Regions from separate parts of the Homo sapiens genome. Here region 2 is linked to region 1. A link is a loop called in an ENCODE intact Hi-C map of the cell type or tissue named here. Cell type or tissue: ascending aorta. All regions are shown on one strand.

Region 1 (8,000 bases):
TTAACTGAGGATCAAGAGAAGCTTTGAGCAAGGGGGCAAGAGGGGGGAACTTATAGGCTTGTCCTCAGAAGACATTTGTGGTCGATTTGGGGATTTTAAAGATCAAGTTAGACTCTTGGTCATTTTTGCTCTTTACCTGCTGACAGCCTTGCGAACCATTCAAGGAAGTGCTGGAACATGGCAGAAAGCACAGAAGATAAAATCTTTGCCTTCTGGGCACAGGGTCTGGTGTGGAAGGCAACAAAATCAAATAGCAATCACAAAACCATACAAAAAAGACAGAGATAGGAGTGTGTGCAGAGTTGGGGTAGCACAGAACAGGGAGCTTCTGAAGGTAAGGTCGAGTGTATTAGTCTCCCAGAACTGTAGTAACAAATTCCCACACACTTGCTGGCTTAAAACAACAGAAATTTATTCTCTCACAGTTCTGGAGGCCAGAAGTCTGAAGTCAAGGTGTCAGTAGGGCCATGCTTCCTCCAAAGGCTCTGGGGGAAGACCCTTCCTTTTCTCTTCCAGCTTCTGGTGGTTCCTGGCATCATTCCTTGACTTGTGGCTGCATCACTTTAGTCTCATGGCTCCTTTCCTCCTTCTCCCTGTGCCGCTCCTCTGTGTGTCTCTTACAAGGGCACTTGCCATTGAATTTAGGGCCCACTCAGATTAGGATGATCATATCTCAAGATCTTTAACTTAACTACATTTGCAAGCCTGCCTGCCTGCCTGCCTGCCTGCCTGCCTTCCTTCCTTCCTCCCTGACTGCCTTCCTTCCTTCCTTCTTTCCTTCCTTCCTTCCTTCCTACCTTCCTACCTTCCTTCCTTCTTTCCTTCCTTCCTTCTTTCCTTCCTTCCTTCTTTCCTTCCTTCCTTCCTGCCTGCCTGCCTGCCTGCCTTCTTTCCTTCCTTCCCTCCTTCCTTCCTTCCTTCCTTCCTTCCTTCCTTCCTTCCTTCCTTCCTTCCTTCCTTCCTTCCTTCGTTCCTTGACAGGGTCTCACACTGTCACCCAGGCTGGAGTGCAGTGGCGTGATCTCAGCTCACTGCAACATCTGCCACCGAGGCTCAAGCAATCCTCTTACCTCAGCCTCCGGAGTAGCTGAGACCACAGACATGTGCCACCATGCCTGGCTAACTTTTCTGTATTTTTGTGGAGCTGGGGTTTCACCATTGATGTGGTTTGGTTGTGTTCCCACCCAAATCTCATCTTGAATTGTACCTCCCATAATTACAACATGTTGTGGGAGGGACTGGTGGGAGATAATTTAATCATGACGGTGGTTTCCTCCATACTGTTCTCTTGGTAGTGAATAAGCCTCATGAGAAGCCGTGGTTTTACATGGGGAAACCCCTTTTGCTTGGCTCTCACTTCTCTCTTGTCTGCCACCATGTGAGATGTGCCTTTTGCCTTCTGCCATGATTGTAAGTCCTCTCCAGCCACATGGAACTGTAAATCCATTAAACCTCTTTTTCTTTATAAATGACCTAGTCTCAGGTATGTCTTTATCAGCAGCATGAAAATGGACTAATACAACCATGTTTCCCAGGCTGGTCTTGAACTCCTGGGCTCAAGTGATCCACCCACCTCGGCCTCCCAAAGTGGGTGGATTATAGGTATGATCTATCACACCAGGCCCTACAGGCCCTTTTTATTTTCACATTAACAGGTTCTGGGGTTTAGGATGTAGACGTATCTTTTTAGAGACCACCATTTAACCCCATTACATTAGGGAAGTCTCCTTGGATGCAATAAACAGTTTGTCTAAATCCTGAAGCAATTAGCTAGGTGAAAGGGTAGAGGAAATTATTCCAAAAGGAGGGAGGAGCATGTGCAAAGGTCCTGTTGAAAGAGACTCTGCAGCCATTCATGCATACCATGAGACTTCTGGAGTACAGGGGGAGTGTGTGTAGCATATCGTGGAGTGAGGAAAGGGAGATGTTTTGGGCTAGGGAGGTATGCAAGGCCCATATTCCAGACAGCCTGGGATGACATGATAAAGAGATTGGAGAAACTACTAAAGAATTTTAAACAGGGAGGCAATATGAGCCAATTGGCATTTAGAAAGATCACTTTGGACAATTTGTGGAGGATGGGGTGCAGCAAGTCCAGTGGTGGCGAAGCTAGTTAGCAAAACTTTTGCTCAGTAAATGTGCATTGGCTTGAATCCTCCCTCTCCTTATTTCACAGATTCTATTTTCTTACATTAGCGTGTGATTTTTGCTGGGCTGTTGGATGCTATTTAACATGCTAAGCCAATCTACTTACTTGTAATGCTCATCACTAATAGGAAACAAGATGCTGGCCTCACAAGGTAAACTGGCCTCACTCAGTTGACAAAGTCCCTTGCACTGATGATCAAAGATTGTAAATGGATTAAACAGGTTGACGGTGTCAGTTCCAATTTTTTGAGCTACCAAATCATCTTGTCAACAATTAGCATCTACAAAATATGAAGACGGATACATCACTGTTTCAGAAAAGACTGAGGAATTCTGGGTGTTGCTCTGGATATGACACAGATTTCTCCCTTACCACTGCTTTGTAGTGGCTGCTGAAATTAAGGCTTGAATGCTTTAAGAATACCTATTGAACCTCCTCTAGGTGTCAAGGATATCCAGGATTTAGCAGAGAACCAAACAGCCTGTGCCTTCGAAGAGCTCACAGTCTAGAAAGGGGTGGTGGTACTTCTGTGCTAGAGAAGAGAGGGGGGTTCTGTATATTTCCTAAATGCCCCACCAGAGGGGCTAAAGGGGGAAGGTTGCAGAGTCCTCTGTTTTGGCTTCATGCTGCAGTGCCTGACTCTGCCTTGAAGGTGTCTTGTTCAGTGGTGGGATCACTCTGCTTGTTGGTGACAACCTGGGTATAGAGATGCCTTCTGAGTACATTCCTTAGATGTCCTCCCTGTGCTCCCACTCCCCTGTCCACTCTTTGGGGGTTAGCATCATCACTGTCCATGCCCTCCAATGGGATTAGCTCCCTTCCTGACCCCAGGGATCTCTTACAGCATGGAAGTGCATTTCTCCAGGTCCATTTATTCATCTGTTCATCCTGCAAACATGTACTGGCCGCTGACTGCTTATAATGTCCGGTGCCAGCGCTTGGGATTAATATAGACACAAATTAGACATGAGTCTTGCCTTTAAGATGCTTAACATTCATGTCACCCACTTAAAGCAAGGGTGGACTGTGGGAGGGCTAGTGATAAGCAGGGTGAGATTTCACTGGCAAGAGGCACTGATGCCATTGGAAGGGGCTGGGTTTGTGGGTGTGAGAGTGGTGGGAAATGTAGGGCAGGAAGAGAAAATGGTGAAGCTGCCCTTTGAAGGGTTTGACTAGGTGAGGATGGGTCAGATTCACCCTGACACACCTGGCCAGGGCTGATCCTAGTCTGGAATTAGATGTCTGGGTTCAGAACCCATGCTATCTGTGAGACCATGTGCAAAGGTCCTCACCAGCTAGGCCCCATTACCTCATCTGTGAAATGAGATACACATAGTTCTTCCTTCCTGGTGATTCCCTGGAGATTTGGCCAGCTTCGTATGATGCTTTGGGCACAACCCCCAGCATGGCATCAACTCTTGATCAGTACCAGCTAGCTGCCATTGCTGTTAGCCAATCCGGGGAGAGAAGGGACTTTTCTGACACTGCGAGCTTGGAACAGGCGTCTAGTACCATATATTTAGGAGACTGGAAGGGAAAACTTGACCATTTCTTTGAGTTGTAAACTTGCCTGGTAGCAAGGAGGAGAAAAAGGTGAGCAAGTCCCATGTCTAAAACCCTATTAAAGGCTCTTTATTTTTTCCTGGCTCTAGGGCTGCGTTTTCTACCTGTTGTTATGAAAACATGGCCTAAAATATCTCTAGCCAAGCAGTCCAGAGCCCATGGGAACTGTCAAAACTGGGATTGGAGCATAAATATGAAATGACACGAAGCTTCATGTTCTGTTATTAAACTTCACAGCTAGAATTTTTGAAAGCAAATTATCTTGTAGAAATATTCTTGTTACGTTAAACTGGAAATGAAAATAACTTATTTATTTGCTTAGATCAAATTGTTGCATGCAAAGTTAGGCTGTGTTGTTTTTCCACTGCCAAATGCTTTGACGCATTCCTTTAACCAAACAGTTTAAATGTGAATATTAGTTAAGATGCATCAACCACAGTGGGTTGTCAGCCTCCTAAGGATTGTATCCTTTCAAATGGGTCAATGAATAGAGATTTAAAATAGAAGTCAGATACTTTAATGTTTTTCGCATTCAACCAAGAGAACAATTTGCTTGCAGATAGTAGGGGTATGTTATATGTGATTGATAAATGAGCTTATTTACGGCAATTTGGGCATCCCCTGTATGTGCCGTAGTTTTCAGAAGCACGAGCAGGTGTTATCAGGGCTTGGGATGCACCTTCATGGCCACCAGATGTCACTGTTGAGTCACAGAAGCACAGCCATAGGGGCTGAGAATCTTTGGTGGGGAGGACGTTTAGGAAAACTTTACCTTGCCAAACAGCTCATTCTTTATTTTAAATATCTGCCAAGCCCAGGATCCCAGGGCAAGCTTAGCTGAAGTCAGGAGAGTGCTTTAGAGTATGGAACAAAATTAGGGAAATAGGAAAAAAATGCAGTATTTGCTCTTTCTGTCTTTTGGAGATTCTCCTTGTCGCTCAATCACACTTGTACGCCTGCTCTCTCCCCATTCCCAGCCCAGAGCTAAGCAGTAAATGCACTGAATTGGTTAGACCCTTGCAAAATCGCAGAACACCAGAGCTGGCAGGGCTCACAGGCGTCAGCTAGCACAATGTCTCAACTCAAGTGCAGGGGCGCCAATAGGAGGAGGAGTTGTTCAAAGTCTCTGTTAGCTTTAGGCTGAGGATCTCTCATAAGGATATTAAATAAAGGTATAGCACAGCGGTTCTTAAAAGTGTGGTCCCTGGACCAGCAGAACTAGTATCACACGGGAACTTGTTAGAAATGCACATTCTTGGCCTGCACCCCAGATCTACTGAATCAGAAAGGCTGGGTTGGGGTTTAGCAATCTGTCCTTTAACAAGCCCTCCAGAGGATTCTGATTTGACAGAGGGAAAAGCTCTACTGATAATACGGGTAGGAGAGCTTCAGTTCCTACTTCCGGGTGCCATCAGCATCTCTCCAGGCTCTGGGCTCTGAAGATTATGGTTAATTCACAGCTTCTCATTGGAGCTTGACCTCATCTACACATTCCCTGGGAAAAGTGTCTCCCTTCTAGACATGACTATATTGGGTTGAGGTATCAAGATACTTCTCTTCTATGCTCCCCATTTTTTCCCGGCTCCACCTTCCAGCCATGGAATACAGTTGACTTAGGATGCTCCCTGGTAGCTCCCTTTTGGGCAGGAGCAGCTGGAGCCCTAGTCAACCCTTTCCCCTCCTCTGCTCCCTTATCCCCCTTATACTTCTTCCCCTGTGTCTCGCACTTTTCTATTTCAGGAGGGAGAGCTTAGTGCTATTGAGAATCTACCACGTGCCATGTGTTTCCACATGTTCTTGGAGCTCTCACAACAAACCATGGAAAAGAGAGTTTGACCGTCGCCACTTTTTTTTTTTTTTTTTTTTTTTTTTTCCAGGCCGGGAAACGGCCAAGGTCGCACTGGCAAGGACTTGTGTGCACAGGGAAATTTCAATGGTCCTCCTTCAAGTTAATGGGGCTTTACTTTCCTCCCAGGCTCTCTCTGCATTTTTAATGAGACTGCAAGTCCCAAGAGGGAAGCCAAGTAAGCATTTCAGATTCCTCTGCCTGGATCTGAGGGCAGAGACTTCTAGGGGGTTGGGAGGTAGAAGAAGGGAATCCCTGTGATTCCCCACAAGGTGCGTTCCCAAGAAAGAGTGCCTCTTCTGTGCTTGGAAAATGGTTAGATCCTGAGCGTGGTCTCCCACAGAAAGAAGTATTCCTTAGCTTTCGACATCACTTATGTTGTCATTTTCCAGCTACTTTTAGGACTGCCCATTTCCTATATTATGTGTTCTTCTAAGGTTTAACCTCAAGTTAGTGTAATCAAAGATTTTTTTCTGCTACATCAGGTTAGATTGGCTTTGCAAATTCTGGCATCCTCCTGTTTCCTCTTGTTTGAATATATGTTAAAAAAAAAACCATAAAAACAACAAAACAAAATAACAAAAAAAAACTATTTATCTTATTTTGGTACTCTAGTTTTTAGGAAAGGCCTGATCCTAATCATGTTTGGATGCACACTAGGAAAATACTACTTAACCTTTTTCTTGCCTTTTTAATGTCTGCTGTTCCTTTTCTTGTAGCAAGTGATACAGAGGAATTGCAGTGAAGTTACCATGAAGATAAAGGTAAACCCACACAAATGACCTCCAGCATCTTCTGTCTTTAGCTTTTCCTTCCTAGCCGACACATCTTTTGAGTTTTAGAACATTTACGTTGTTTTATACTCCATCTCATTTTGAGGCTTTCCTCTTTCTTTCCAGGCTAGTTCTTTGTGATATAAGACTTAATTCTGCTTTTTTGTTTCTGATTGAGAATTTCATTTCCTTTTATGCTTAGGCGTTTGCTCAGCCTAACTTACCAGTGTGGTTTATTCTGCTGAGAAAAACTGAGAACTCATGAGAATGCTGTTCTTCTTTCCTTTTCTTTCTCAGTATTCAAGCGTGGGCTTGGGAGTCAGGCATTCCTGGGTTCAGATCTTGGCTTTTCTTCTTACTAGGTTGTGTAAACTTAGATGAGTAACTTCATCTCTGTCAGTCTCAGACAAACTGAGCCAGGCTCAGACATGCAGATTCAGATCACTGGGCCACCAGGTCCTAGTGATGCCCCAGAGAGGCTGCTGGGCTTTGTTGTGGGTGACCTAAAGAGGTGCAAACCCAAAAGTATCTGAGACAGGTCTCAATCCACTTAGAATGTTTATTTTGCCAAGATTAAGGACACACCCATGACACGGCCTCAGGAGGTCCTGCTGACATGTGGCCAAGGTGGTCAGGACACAGCTTGGTTTTATACATTTTATGGAGACGTGAGACATCAATCAAGTACATTTAAGATATACATTGGTTCGATCTAGAAGGGTGGGACACCTTGAAGTGGAGGTGGAGGAGAGGGTTCCAGGTTATAGGTAGATTTTAAAATTTCCAGATTGACAATTGGTTGGAAGAGTTATTATCAATAGAAAAGGAATATCTGGGTTACATAAGAGGTTGTGGAGAGCAAAGTTTTCTCATGTACATGAAGCCTCCAGGTAGCAGGCTTCAGAGAGAACAGATTGTAAATGTTTCTTATCAGACTTAAGGTCTATGTTGATGTTAAATAATGGTCGGTTTTTCCTGAATTCCAAAAGGGAGGAGGGCATCATGAGGCCTGCCCCATCCCCACTACCCCCACTTGCCGTCATTGCCTGGACCAGTTTTTCAGGTTAACTTTGGAGCACCCTGGCCTAGAGGAGGGTGTCAATTCAGATGGTTGAGGGGGGCTTAGAATTTTATTTTTGGTTTACAGAGGGTGGGCTCGGCCCTTCTCCAGGAAGCTGGCATCTGAGAGGTTGAGGGCCATGGCCCTAGGGTGCATTTGAAGGGATGGTAACCATGTGCAGAAACACTGCCTCTTTAGTGTCAGATTCTTCCTGGACCTAGCCATTTTCTTCCTTTCTAGTTCTCCATCATGGATCCCATTAAGTCCCCATCCTCCCCAGCCCCCTCTCTATCTATTTCTCCCCCCAGCAGTTGCTTAAATGTGGTACCCTGATGGGCAGGAAAGCAATTGATTAGACTTGAGGTGACTTGAGTTGTGTTCAGCAAAAATCCTCACTCTTTTGACTGACTTCAAGTGGCGTCATGACAAAATCAACCTGAAAAGACATAATTAATACCCTATACCCTTTTATTCCAAGTTCCTTTCGGTTGGAAAGTACTGCCAGCTAAAATCATTGTGGTGAGTCTTGCCTTTCTTCTCACCAGCCTGTACATTTGAATGGAGTTAGGGACTGTAGCGTGTTTATCTCTCTATTATTCCCCATTCTGA
Region 2 (8,000 bases), 960 kb after region 1:
AGATGTATTTTTACTATTAATGTTGGGGTGAACATGTCTTGAACATTTACAGTGTGCCAAGGCTCCATGCCAAATACTCAGATGATGGTCTCATCTCATCTTCATAAAGATAACCTTGATACGTCTATCACACTCAATTCTAGAACAGGTAACTGGAACCACCTGTGTTCCTGGCCTCAGAACATGGAAAGGACCTCACTGCCACCTTCTGAGTATTTGCTCACATTTCATACTATATAACTTGTTCTTTTTTGAGCCAATTTCTTGGTCAAGTTTTGAATTTGTGGTCAAGAATGTTGTCATAAAATTGAAATACAACTGGCATTCAGAGGTATCCTTGCTCATATATTTTCTTTTGTTAATGTGGCTCTACCCCTATTCTAACCCATCTGTAGCTCCATGACAATTTGGCAGAATACACATTAAAGTGAAAGCTGCTGCCGTCATGCGGAAATAGGTGTATCATAATGTCAGTGCTTATAAGACGATTGGGAGATATAGATGTACCCATATTAGAGAGTTATTTAAGTGATTAACCTGGTTATAAAAACGTTCATGTTATGAACAAATGATGCACATATTACCTTGATGGGATTGTACTACACCTGATTAGACTTGTACTTGGAAAGGACCCCAGCCCTCACTAGTAGGGACATGCTATGTAAGTCTTCTTTGTCCTCTACTCTGGTCTCCCCCATTGCTACCTTTCTTAGCCAGGGTTCTTGGTGGCAGTCAACAAAATCACCTCCAACTAGTTTACAAAGGAAGAGATTTATTAAAGAGTACAGGTAGCCATTAGGATTGCCCAAAGTGCCAAGTAACCTAGCTGACAAGGCCAGATGAGGTGGTGCTACAGGAAATACCCACATATGAAACTATTCTAGGGCAAGGTTTTTCAACAGTGGCACTATTGAAATTTGAGGCTGGGTGATTCTTTGTTATGGGGGGCTGTCCTGTGAATTGTAGGAGGCTTAGCAGCACCAATGGCCTCTACCCACTAGATGCCAGTACCACCACCCCCCACCCACACACACACCTAATCTGGACAATCAGATATGTCTGCTGATATTGCCAGTTGTCCTATAAGGGGCAAAATTGAGAACCACTGTTAGAGAGAAGTGTCATAGTCCATTTTGTACTGCTGTAACAAAATATCGGAGCCTGGGTATTTATAAAGAAGAGAATCGTATTGGCTGTCATTTCTAGAGGATGGACAATCCAAGGTCAAGACACCAGTAGGTTTGGTGTCTTGTAAGGCCATTCTCTTCTTGCAATATGGTGCCTGGCACCTTGCACCCTCCAGAAGACAGGAAGGCTGAATTCTCATATGGCAGAAAGTGGAAGGGCCAAAAGACAGCACCTATTCCTGAAAGCCTTTTAAATTAAGGCATCAAACCTACCCATGAGGGTGGAACACGCATGCTCTAATCACCTCTAAAGGGCCCCACCTCCCAGCACCATTACATTGGCTATTACATTACAACAAGAGTTTTGGAGGTGACAGGCATTTCAACCATAGCAAAGAGTCAAGGTCGCTGCTGGCTCTTCCTGCCACTTTGCTCTGATGCTCACAACTGGATGTGGCAGCCCTGCTTGGGTTACCTAAAAGAGCCAGGTGACTTTGCCAAGCTCAGAACCTCTGATCTGCAAAGCACAGCTGTGGCCTCCCGCCACTCACTTCCATCCAGTCTCACGCTGGTGCATCTGCAGGAAGAACCTAGACCGTAAGCAGGACTCTAGGTGCAAGAGAGCTGGGTCAACATAGTTTTTAGTTTTTCCAGCTCCCTGGTACAGGAAAGTCCGCTTGCCAGAGGACTGGAGTGGTGGTTGTCATCTACCACATTGTGATGACATGAGTGCAATTTTTTTAATTCCATGGGTTTTTGGGGAACAGGTGGCGTTTGGTTGCATGAGTAAGTTCTTTAGTGGTGGTTTGTAAGATTTTGCTGCACCCATCACACGAGCAGTATACACTGAACCCAGTTTGTAGCCTTTTATTCCTCATTCCCTTCCCACTCTTCCCCCTTGCCAAGTCCCCAAAGTCCATTGTATCATTCTTTTGCCTTTGCATCCTCACAACTTAGCTCCTAATTATGAGTGAGAACATATGATGTTTGGTTTTCCATTCCTGAGTTACTTCACTTAGAATAATAGTCTTCAATCCCATCCAGGTTGTTGCAAATGCCATTAATTCACTCCTTTTGACGGCTGAGTACTATTCTACCATATATATATGTATGTATACACACACCACAGTTTCTTTATTCACTCATTGATTGATGGGCATTTGGGCTGGTTTCATATTTTTGCAATTGCGAATTGAGCTGCTATAAACATGTGTGTGCAAGTATCTTTTTCGTATAATGACTTCTTTTCCTCTGTGTAGATACTCAGTAGTGGGACTGCTGGAGTGCAGTTTTGTTCCAAGTGAGAGCCTGTCAGTGAGAAGCTTAGTTGCCCAAAGGCAGGTAACAGGCTTACACCTAGGAGACTGTGTTCTCAAACCTGTGATCTTCACTTCTGTCATCATTAGGGTCCTATCAATCAATAACACACATGTGACCTAGGCAAGAGCCCTGAGTGGGACAAAACAAAGGATTTGGGTTAAAAGCCCAGGCTTTGGAGCCAGACCTACGGAGGGAAGAATCTCGACTCTCCTATCACGTGAACCATATGAAATTGCCATTCTTACAGGTGAAAAAGAGGTGAACATTGGCAATTTCATGGTTCATTCTAATACTCTGACACCTTTAGCCAGTTACTTCTCAGCCTCTGTTTTCTCATTTTTAGAATGAGAGTGAGATTACAGTATCATCTCCTAACAGTGTTATCATTAGTGGGTGTTTATCACTCAGCCCAGTCACTTAGTAAGTGTTCCGGAATTGGGAGCCAGCCTGCCACATATCGGTTTTATAGTTTAAGCTCCCTGCAAGTACAATGGAGTTGAAAGCACTTGTGAGGGAGCAGCTAGCAGGTAAACAGTTGAATGTCAGTAACTCTCTGTAAAAGGGAATCATCTCACTGGGCAGTTTCAAACTGTGGCCCCAGACTAACAGCGTCACCTGGGAACTTGTTAGAGATGTAAATTGTTAGGTGCTTTCCCAGGCCTGCTGGATCAGAAACTCTCGGGGTGGGTCTCTCCATCTGGGTTTTAGCCAGCCCACCAGGTCATCCTGACGCTCACTGTAGTTGGAGGAACACAGGTCTAAATAATCACACTCTTGGGTATTAACATCATGGCAGCTGACCTGATCACTAATTGGCCTTGATGAAGATGACCTTTGAACCTGTTTCGTTACAGTTCTGGTGGGGTAACATGTGCCTCAACTGTGCTTATTTCTCCTGGTGCTCCGGTGTGCCATTTGAAAGCCCTCTCCATCCAATTCCAACTCTTCCAAACTGCTTTCTTTTTGTTTCATTAGTGGCACCTGAGAGCCAGGCAAATTTGTCCCAGGCTTCCTTGCTGCATCCTGCCTAGACTTTGGATGACTGTTAAATGCCATGTTACTGCGTGTTTGCTTGTTTCTCAGCCAGAGATGAAGATGTCCTCAGAAGATTGGAGTTGGAACAGGCTGATGTAATTCCTGATAGGGGAAATTAGCCTTGGGGTCGGCAGAACCAGCTTTATCTGCCTTAGTAGATCTGTGACCTTGAACAAAGCATTTGTGGTTCTTGAACTTTGTTGCCCTTAGAATCATCTGGGGAGCTTTGAAAACCCTGAATGCCCAAGCTGCACTCCAAACCAATTAAATCAGGATGTCTCAGAGTGTGACCAGGTGTCAGTATGTTTATAAAATTCTCCAAGTTTTTCCATTGTGAAGCCAAGTTTGAGAAACTGTTGTGTTACTATAACTTGTCTGTACCCCAGTTCGTTCATAATTAGGAATTAATATAATGATACCAACCAGCTAGGTGTGTGTTTGAATATCAAGCGAGACAATGCAGGGGTTTCTAACACAAAATAAAAGTCAAAGATCTCATTTCTCCCAACTGCTTCACTCTGAGCAAACATCTGAGGCTGCTTTCTAATGCCTCCTTGGACACAAACACTTAAAAATAGGAATTCTGAGAAACAGAATTTAATAAACAAACGCTTGTCTTCTGAGTGCTTGTGAAAAAATAATTCGAGGTTTGTTCACAGCCCCTCCCTACCCCTGCACCTCTGATCACCTCCACCTGACTTTTTCCAGTTCGTCTCTTCGTATTTCCAAGCACTTCATTTTATTACAACCCGGCCTTATCTGTCAGGTGCAGCTGGCGAAACTGAGGCATGAAGAGGTTAAACGACCTTGTGGAGGCAGCTACATACCTGGATTAGACTGCTGAGTTGCTTCTGACTGATTATTTATTTGGTCCACTAAGCAAAGCTGCTTCCTCACTCAGGGCTATGGAAACATATTTTTCTCTGAACTTCATTAGCACAAACTCCTCAGAAGAGGTTCAACTTGAATCTTGGCAGGTGGGAGAACCCCACATTCCTTAATTTTCTCTTCTCCACCCCCACACTGGTCTTTGCACCTGTGGCACCTGGCCCACACTCGGTACTTAGCACACATCCATGGAATGAATAAATGACAGGATGGCTACCCTTTTTTTTCTGTTTTAGTTGTCTAACTACAACCAGGTCTACTTCATCATGCTGATTCTTCAAATTACTTGGCGGCATTTTCTTTCCCAAGGTGCGGAAGCATCGCAATACATTGGGACTGCAAGAGCCTTAGACCCATTTTGTCCAGCCCAGCAGCCCAGCGAATTTACAGGGAACAAGTTAAATAACGGGGCAACTGCTCAGACTCCCAGGACTTGAGATTCCCTGGCTATGACGAGCATTGTGAGTGACACTCTGGGACCAGATCCCCAAATGCAGGGGCACGGTGGGGGACCATCCATTCCAGCTCCCGCCACCCATTAGCCATCTATATGCCTTCAGCTATCAGCATAAAGATATTTATTTTTATTTGGTAAAAATGAGAAGGGAGAGGAAGAAGAAGTGCATTAGTGGTGTGGACTGGAAGACAGAGGAGCGAAAGAGGGGATACGGACAGGTTGTCCTCCTACGCTGGGACCCTGAAGTGTGTTGAAGACCCTTGGGTTCGAGAACAGAAAATGATTGAAGTCATGTTTTACGAAAGACTGCAAGATTGAAAGTGAAGGCCAGAAGCTAATTAAATTGATCACAAACGATTGGGTCAGAACCCGGATGCAAGCACCACAGCTATGGGAACAGGTGGCCAAGGATTACACAGTTGGAAAGAGAGGCCCCCTCTGACACCTGTAGCACTGTGGCATGGGAAGTGCTGGTCTTCAGGGGTGGGTCACCGTGGTGACATCTCCCGCAGTGGTCCTGATAAGGGAGGAGGCAGCAGCAGTTGGCACATGGTATGGAAGCTGACATTGATCAGGGGGCCCTTGTGAAGCCAGCCTTGGGCCTCCCAGGAAATACCTGGGGAATAATGTTGTGATGGGGGCTGAGTTCCTGTGGAGCAGGTTGGAAGCTGGTGGTGCCTATGATCAGGGAATAAAGGCAAATGTGTCCCATGTCGTCATGCAATGCTGGGAAGCCAGCCAACCTCCGTGTTACCCATCTCGATTCTGGCCTGCCCACTGCTTCCTGTTTAATTGAAGCAGATGCGTGACTGCTCTGGATATGAAATACGGATAACCTGTGAGCAAAACCCCCAGGTAAAAAGCACGTGGGGGAGCATGCTTTTTGGCCAGCTGAGTCTTCTCTTCCAGTCTAGAGAAGTGGAGGAAAACAGGGGAGCATCTGGGGACCATAGAGCCAGCGTCCACGCCAGGCAGTGCAGACTCGGCAGCTCCATCAGAAAGGGATTCAGCTCAACCTGGGGGCCGATTCATTCAAAGGACATTGATCTGGCACCCAACTTGTGTTAGCCACTATTTCACAGTGCTGGGGATACAGCAGCAAACAACCACCAAATCCCTGCTTCATGGAGCTCTGTCAATCTACAGGCATTAGTGAGTATGTGACGATCAGGTGGCCCTAAGTGCTGGGAATAGACACGGAGCCGATAAAAGATATAGGGTGGTGGGAGACACTGCTTGGTCCAGGAAGGCCCTCCTGGGAGGGGCCGTGAGAAGGGAGGCCAGATGGAAAGTCTCCTGAGGGCAGGAATGAGTGCTGTCCTTATCTCTCATGTACCCCTGACAGCTTTTCTCAACCATGGATGCTTCAGTCCCCTAGCAGATGCCTGGCAGTGTCTGCATATGTTTTTAGTTGTCACAACTGGGGCTGTTATTGCCATCTGGTGGGTCAGGCATGCTGCTCCACATCCTGCTGTGCACAGGACAGTCCCCACACGTCCGCAGGGCCGTGCTCTGCAGGCTCCTTGCATGGCGTTGGCCACTCAGAGGGTCTAAAATTATTGCATGGTTTGTTTGCTCAGTATTCATCAGGTTTGGATAGTCAAGAAGTCTGTCTTCATCTCTGGGGCACCAGAGATGAAGGAAGGGACACTATCACTGTTCTTGTAAAGTCCACACGCTAGCTGGGGCAATGATTTGCAACAATCGACTATATTATCTTGTGAGGAGGGTCATGTTACAGGTTCAGCCTTCGGAAGGACATGAGGTCAAAGCAAATTCTCAAGAATGAGGAATGACAGGAGACAGAGACGCGGACGGGGCAGGAAGGGTTTTGTGAGAACAGCTGATGGAAGAAAGCATTTAATGGCACCTCCAGCGGAGTGCGTGCAGTTTAGAGCAGACGAGGGTGGGGCCATGGCAGGGCTTGACTAGGAGCAAAGGTGGGACTCGCATGCTAAGGAGTGAGCTTAGACATGATACTCCTGCGGCGAAAGGGACAAATGATGGAGGATTTTAGGCTGAAAGTGACATGATCAGATTTGGATTTTACAGGGACTGATCCGGTTGACATGCAGGGGATGAATGGGAGACAGTGAGTTCTGTCTCTGGGTCTTTGAAGCCAGAGTGACACACATCAGATAGATGCAGTTTTCACCCAAGAAGACCTGGGTAGTGAATGGGATTAGTCCAAACTCATAGTGAAGATATTAAATATACCTTGGGATGAAAAGAGTAGCAGGAATGCGGACTTGTGGGAGGAGGGCAGGCCATACCGGGCCTCACAGGGCAGGATAAGGTGCTTGGATTTTACTCTAAGGAAGCCTCAGCCTCAGAGGGTTCTCAGGAAGGGAGTGACATCCAATTTGCATTTCAAGAAGATAAGATTTATTTGAGCAAGTCAACAATAACATTCAAATTGTCATGAAATAGAAATTAATTCAAAAATGCATTCATTTATTGAGGCCCCACTACCAGGCACTGGGGAAAAGAGATCAAAGAGAAAACTTTGCTTTCCCTGGAGCTCTGCCTTCAAGTTTCCCTCTACACATAGCAAACCAGAAAACCTTTATTTTTTAATTCACAAGTAGAGGGTTGGGGAGCATTTTATGCACTGACTCGTTCTCCCCATTTAGTCTGGCATAATTTCCATGCCAAGTAAATATTCTCTCTTAAAATTTTAAATTTTGAGGGTTTTTTTTTTCTTCTACGGGGGTTTATCAGTGGGCTCTCTCAAAATTTATTAAACACAGTTGGCCAGAGCTGTTAGCTGTTGATTTCTTTGATTGGTATCTGTTTTAAGATCTTTATTATCCAGAAGGCGTATCTTTTCTCCCAGTGAGGCATTAGGTAGTAAAAGAGATCATTTCCGTATTTTTCTTTCTTCCAAAGGTGCAGATGTTTGCATAATAGGCTCCTTTAAGTAAAATCCACCTTTTCTGGAATCATGTTGGAAAGCCTGCAGGCCCACGATGAGGGACTATCTTATATTCTTTAACTCAGGAATCCTCGTTCCTGTTTCTGCATGTGGGACCAAACTGAGCCATGTTCAGTGTGCCAGACCAAACACTCTGAAGCTGGACTAGAGTAATAGCAAACTGGAGAGTCGCATCCTCGTTAAATGATGGCTTAGCATGTAAAACATTCGTGTGACTGGATAGTCAGTGTTTGACAAT

The links. Hi-C counts contacts between places; a loop is a spot of excess contacts. Peaks named below come from ENCODE experiments on the same cell type or tissue, not always from the same donor. Only the 100,000 strongest peaks of a DNase experiment are listed, where the experiment ranks them.
Region 2: a loop joins it to region 1, with 2.8 times the contacts of the local background. A loop is called at or near these places in 24 of 110 quality-filtered maps.

The regions. Positions count from the first base shown.
Region 1 is chr16:82,259,293-82,267,292 of GRCh38, forward strand. No RefSeq gene overlaps it. Among named protein-coding and RNA genes, the nearest start is that of MPHOSPH6, 93 kb to the left of the region's middle. RefSeq lists an enhancer at 808-1,307. In ascending aorta, a CTCF peak has its summit at 4,415 (motif pointing right); DNase peaks (open chromatin) are centred at 4,419 and 4,819; H3K4me3 peaks cover 706 bases; H3K27ac peaks cover 942 bases.
Region 2 is chr16:83,221,977-83,229,976 of GRCh38, forward strand. All of the region lies in intron 5 of CDH13 (cadherin 13), which reads left to right. Among named protein-coding and RNA genes, the nearest start is that of CDH13-AS1, 170 kb to the right of the region's middle. In ascending aorta, no CTCF peak of the experiment used is centred here; no DNase peak of the experiment used is centred here.